2 separate regions of the Homo sapiens genome follow, and region 1 is linked to region 2. Evidence: read pairs that join two places in POLR2A ChIA-PET (ENCODE). Cell type or tissue: endothelial cell of umbilical vein. All regions are shown on one strand.

Region 1 (2,500 bases), 78 kb after region 2:
CTCTCGGGGCAGCTGGGATCTGTAGGATGGAAAGGAATGAGCCTGTCGGAGTTGGAAGAGACCAGGGGAGGAAGTGGGAAGTAAGTGGTCCAGGCACTGGAAATAGCATGTGCAGAGGCACTGAGGCAGAGACAGCCGCACATCCATCCATCTGAAGGGCAGTCAGGTGGCATGAGTGTGGGGGAGGAAGTGCAGGAGGGGACGGGTGGCAGATGCAAGTAGGTCTGACTGTGCAGGGCCATGGTGAGATGTGGGCTTCTTAGTCCAGGGACAAGGGTGCCCTCGAGGAGAGTGACAGGAGGCACTTGCCTTTGGGAAGGGAGCTGGGAGTCCACCGGAGAGGCTGCCACTGTCTCACGAGCTGCAGCCATGTCTGCGGCTTGGCCGAGGGTGGTGGTGGGGAGGGGCCGGCACCAGGGAGTGGAGTCCATGGGATTGGCCAGGGCCTGGGGTGGGGGCTGAGAAGGAGGTGGGGGTCCAAGGAGGATGTCTGGGCCCCTGGGCTGAGCAGCCTGGGAGATTTTCCAAGATGGGGACCTTGGGGCAGATGTGGCTTTGGGCTCAGCAGCATGGAGTGTCTTGAGTTTGAGATGCCCCGAGAGACCACTGCAATGGGCCTGGGGAGGAGCAGCCCCCACCCGTGGCAGGAGGAACCCCAGGGCGAATGGGGTCTGGAAGCCGCGAGAGGATCAGGGCAGCCGAGGGGCATGGGATCTGGCCTCGGATGTGGGCTGCGTGTCCTGCCCTCCGCCTGTCGCTCCTGCGATGTCCCTTGCTTCCCATGCCCACGTCCCCATCCCAGGTACAATCCGTGGGCTCCAGCAACACAGCAGGCACTGTCCTGTCTGCCAGAAGCCGCTGGGCATAGCTGGCACCAAATAGCTTTGTCATCTCCACCCCACCGCTTGCCTTTTACTATAGCTGGGTTGCCCGCCAGCTTCTTCCTGAAGGAAACAAAGTTTCCGTGTGTCATTATTTAGATTATGCGGCGCCCTATAAAGCACAAAATAATTCTCATTGTCCTCAAGCAGGATCTTTATTTTGGTATTTCCTGGAGACCAGGGGAGCTGACTGGGGCGCGAGGGAGTTTGCAGAGCACGGCCATTTCCCCCGTGCCGCCATCTCGCCAGCGGCGTTTTTCTTGCCATTTTGCTGGAAACTCAGGCTCAGAGAGGCCAAAGCACGTGTCCAAAGTCAAACAGCCAGGGAGAGGCTCTCCCAGAGCACCTACAATGTGCCTTGGTGCCCCAACACACACACAGCCCCCAACACACAGCCCCCAATACACACACCAGAGCCCCCAACACATACACCAGAGCCCCCCAACACACACACCAGAGCCTCCAACACACAGACACACCAGAGCCTCGAACACACACAAGAGCCTCCAACACACACACACCAGAGCCTTCAACACATACACACCAGAGCCTCCAACACACACACACCAGAGCCTCCAACACACACACACACCAGAGCCCCCAACACACACACCAGAGCCCCCAACACACACACCAGTGCCCCCAACACACACACACCAGAGCCTCCAACACATACACACCAGAGGCCTCCAACACACACACACACAGGAGAGCCCCCAACACTCCTACACAGCAGACCCTCCAACACCTACACACCAGAGCCCCCAACACACACACACACACCAGAGCCTCCCAAAACACACACCAGAGCCCCCAACACACACACCAGAGCCCCCAACACATACACCAGAGCTTCCAACACACACACGAGCCCCCAACATACACACCAGAGCCCCCAATACACACAGAGCCCCCAACACACACACCAGAGCCCCCTAACACACACACCAGAGCCCCAATACAGAGCCCCCAACACACACACCAGAGCTTCCTGACACAACAGTTTCCTACACACACACACACACCACAGCCCCCAACACACACAGAGCCCAAAACATACACACCAGAGCCCCCAACACAGACACACACAGCCCCCAACACATACACACCAGAGCCAACACACAGTGGAGCCTCCAACACACACACACACACACCCCAGAGCCTCCAGAGTCCCCAACATATACACCAGAGCCCCCCAACACACCAGAGCCCCAATACACAGAGCCCCCAACACACACCAGTCCCCAACACAGAGCCCCCAACATATACACCAGAGCCCCCCAACACACACACCAGAGCCCCCAACAGAGCCCCCAACATATACACCAGAGCCCCCCAACACACACACCAGAGCCCCCCAACACAGAGACCCCAACATATACACCAGAGCCCGCAATACACACAGGGCCCAACACACATACCAAAGCCCTCCAACACACACACAACAGAGTCCCCAATACGCACAGAGCCCCCCTGACACATCAGAGCCTCCAACACACATACCACAGCCCCCCACACACACACCAGAGCCTCCAACACACACACTCTAGAGCCCCCAACACACACAGACCAGAGCCCCCAACACACAGACACCAGAGCCCCCAACACACACACCAGAG
Region 2 (2,500 bases):
TTGCTCTTAAAACGCTATTGACTTCTAAGCGTGAATTGTGCTTCCATATGAGAGCAGTGAATTTCACACAGATAATCATCTGTTACTAAATCTCCATTTCTCCCCCAAGACCCACATGTTGGACTAAAAATTTCTCTTTATTCCCTTAAAACACTCCCTTCCCATCTTTACGTCATTTTTGCGTTTAGTTCCTAGATGTTCTGCTGCGCCAGTGATGTCTCTTGTCTTCAAAGAACCAGCTCTACAGGATCTCTGTGAAACCTCTCCCAGCTCCCTAGACTGTTGAGGCACTTCCTCATCAGATTCTTCCATAGCACTGTGTACTTAATGTTATGGCACTTGCTTCATTGCACTCTGATATTCTTATCAGAATATAAGGGCTGTACTGGCTGGGTGCGGTGGCTCACGCCTGCAATCCCAGCACTTTGGGAGGCTGAGATGGGCGGATCATGAGGTCAGGAGATCGAGACCATCCTGGCTAACACGTGAAACTTCGTCTCTACTAAAAATACAAAAAATTAGCTGGGCGTGGTGGCGGGCACCTGTAGTCCCAGCTACTCGGGAGGCTGAGGCAGGAGAATGGCGTGAACCCAGGAGGCAGAGCTTGCAGTGAGCCGAGATCATGCCACTGCACTCCAGCCTGGGTGACAGAGCAAGACTCAGTCTCAAAAAAAAAAAACAAAAGTATATAAGAGCTGTATTGTGTACTGGGAGCTCCTTGAAAGGAAGATCTTATATTCTTTCTATCTCCCCTAGTGCCCAGGACAGTGCTTCATGCATAGTAAATCCTCAGTTAATGTTTGGTGAATTAATAAATGTGACCCTTAAGAAATTATACTGGAAATATTTTCCATCAGTGGGTATTAAATTGTTATTTATGCAATGGTGATGAAGTCATCTTTCTGATAAAAACTACATTCAATTGATTAAGTGTTAAATCTTTGGTTCTCCATTACTGGACAGCTCTTTCACAATATTTGACCTGTGATAAAAATGTTCTGCTCTTTAGTGTTACATAAGTATGTCGTCCATTGCCTTCTGTGTGCTGCCTCTATTGTCAAGCTTTAAAATTATAGATTTTTTAAAAAATTATATAGCTTTCAGAACTGAGCACACAACTACGTAGCTGCATGTTAAATTTTTCTTCTCACTATTTACCTAACTAGAGATTTGTAAGTCACCACTAGAGCACAATAAAATGTAATTTGCTATTGGCTTAAACACAGAATAAACATACTAGGTTAGATGACTACGTTTTATGTTTAGAATTGGACTTTTTGATTCATTTGGTTTTTTTTTTTAATTTTCAAAAAACCATTGATATTTTTGAAGCTTGAGGATTAAGACCTTTGGGCTTTGTGAGAGTATAGTTGGAAGATTTTTCTTTATCACAAAAAGATGCTGAATCTGTTGAATTCTTAAATGTGGTTTTGAGGGTATGAGAATAAACAAAACAATTTGTGAACATTGCAGAATTTTTCTTAAGGTATATTTTCCGATGGGAGCAGCTCGTAGTCTTTGATAGGAAGTTTTCTGTGTGCTTAAGGTAACGTGAAAGTGTTTGGTAAAGAGTAAAGCACAGTAAATATTGCATACAGTGCATTCTGTCCAGTGCCTACACTTGCCGCGCATGTACTCAGACATTGCTTTTCACTTTCCTTGGTACTAGGTTGAAGGTGTTTTCTATGTGAATGATGCTCTGGAGAAATTGATGTTTGAGGAATTAAGGAATGCCTGTCGAGGTGGTGGTAAGTACATTAGAGTTTCACTTGTGTTAGTACGGTAGTGCCTTCCCTGTGGCCTGAAAAAGTGGCAACTCAAATAATTATAATTCTGAAATATTGTCAAGGAGTGATTACAACTTAAAAGTAAGACCAAAAGCACTTACTTATTTGTGATCACATTGTCAGCCAGTTGGCGTTATAGAACGGATTTGAAGCTCCATCTGGAATTTGAAGCTGGGTAGAACTTGTTTCTCAGCTAACCTTGAACAATAATAGCAAGTGACCTACCATTTGTTTTGCACTTACTATATTCCAGGCATGTTACTAGGTGCTTTGCAGAGATTATCTCATGCAATACTTACAGTGACTCTAAAAGGAGCTCCCTTCCATCTTGCATCTCAAACATCCTTCTAGGCTTTGTTGTCTTAGTAGCCCTAATGACTACCTCTTCACGTTATACAGTCTAAAAACATGAATATAATTCATGCTAAAAATCAAGTGTGTTGTCTTTTCTAATACCCAATTTTTGTCTTCAGGTGTTGGTGGCTTCCTGCCAGCCATGAAACAGATTGGCAATGTGGCAGCCCTGCCTGGAATTGTTCATGTGAGTCAGAGTTCAGAACTTTAATCATTTATATTTCTTAAAGTCCATTGAATGGATGAATGGCCATGCCTGATAGTGGTGTCATTTAGACAATGACCTTTGGACAGCCAGACATAACCATGAAGCCAGGCTCAGTGGCTCATGCCACCCGCAACACTTTGAGAGACCAAGA

Evidence for each region. ChIA-PET counts read pairs that join two places held together with the same protein. Peaks named below come from ENCODE experiments on the same cell type or tissue, not always from the same donor. Only the 100,000 strongest peaks of a DNase experiment are listed, where the experiment ranks them.
Region 1: POLR2A ChIA-PET joins it to region 2 with 5 read pairs; 1 of 35 experiments calls an interaction of 5 or more read pairs at or near these places.

Annotation. Positions count from the first base shown.
Region 1 is chr22:32,329,990-32,332,489 of GRCh38, reverse strand. All of the region lies in intron 1 of LOC107985561 (a long non-coding RNA gene), which reads left to right. It also overlaps a transcript of SLC5A4 not described here. Among named protein-coding and RNA genes, the nearest start is that of RFPL3, 27 kb to the left of the region's middle. In endothelial cell of umbilical vein, no CTCF peak of the experiment used is centred here; a DNase peak (open chromatin) is centred at 989; H3K27ac peaks cover 1,735 bases.
Region 2 is chr22:32,408,003-32,410,502 of GRCh38, reverse strand. It overlaps RTCB (RNA 2',3'-cyclic phosphate and 5'-OH ligase), which reads left to right. Exons shown (of 12, transcript NM_014306.5): 2 at 1,670-1,748; 3 at 2,261-2,328. Among named protein-coding and RNA genes, the nearest start is that of RTCB, 3.0 kb to the left of the region's middle. In endothelial cell of umbilical vein, no CTCF peak of the experiment used is centred here; no DNase peak of the experiment used is centred here.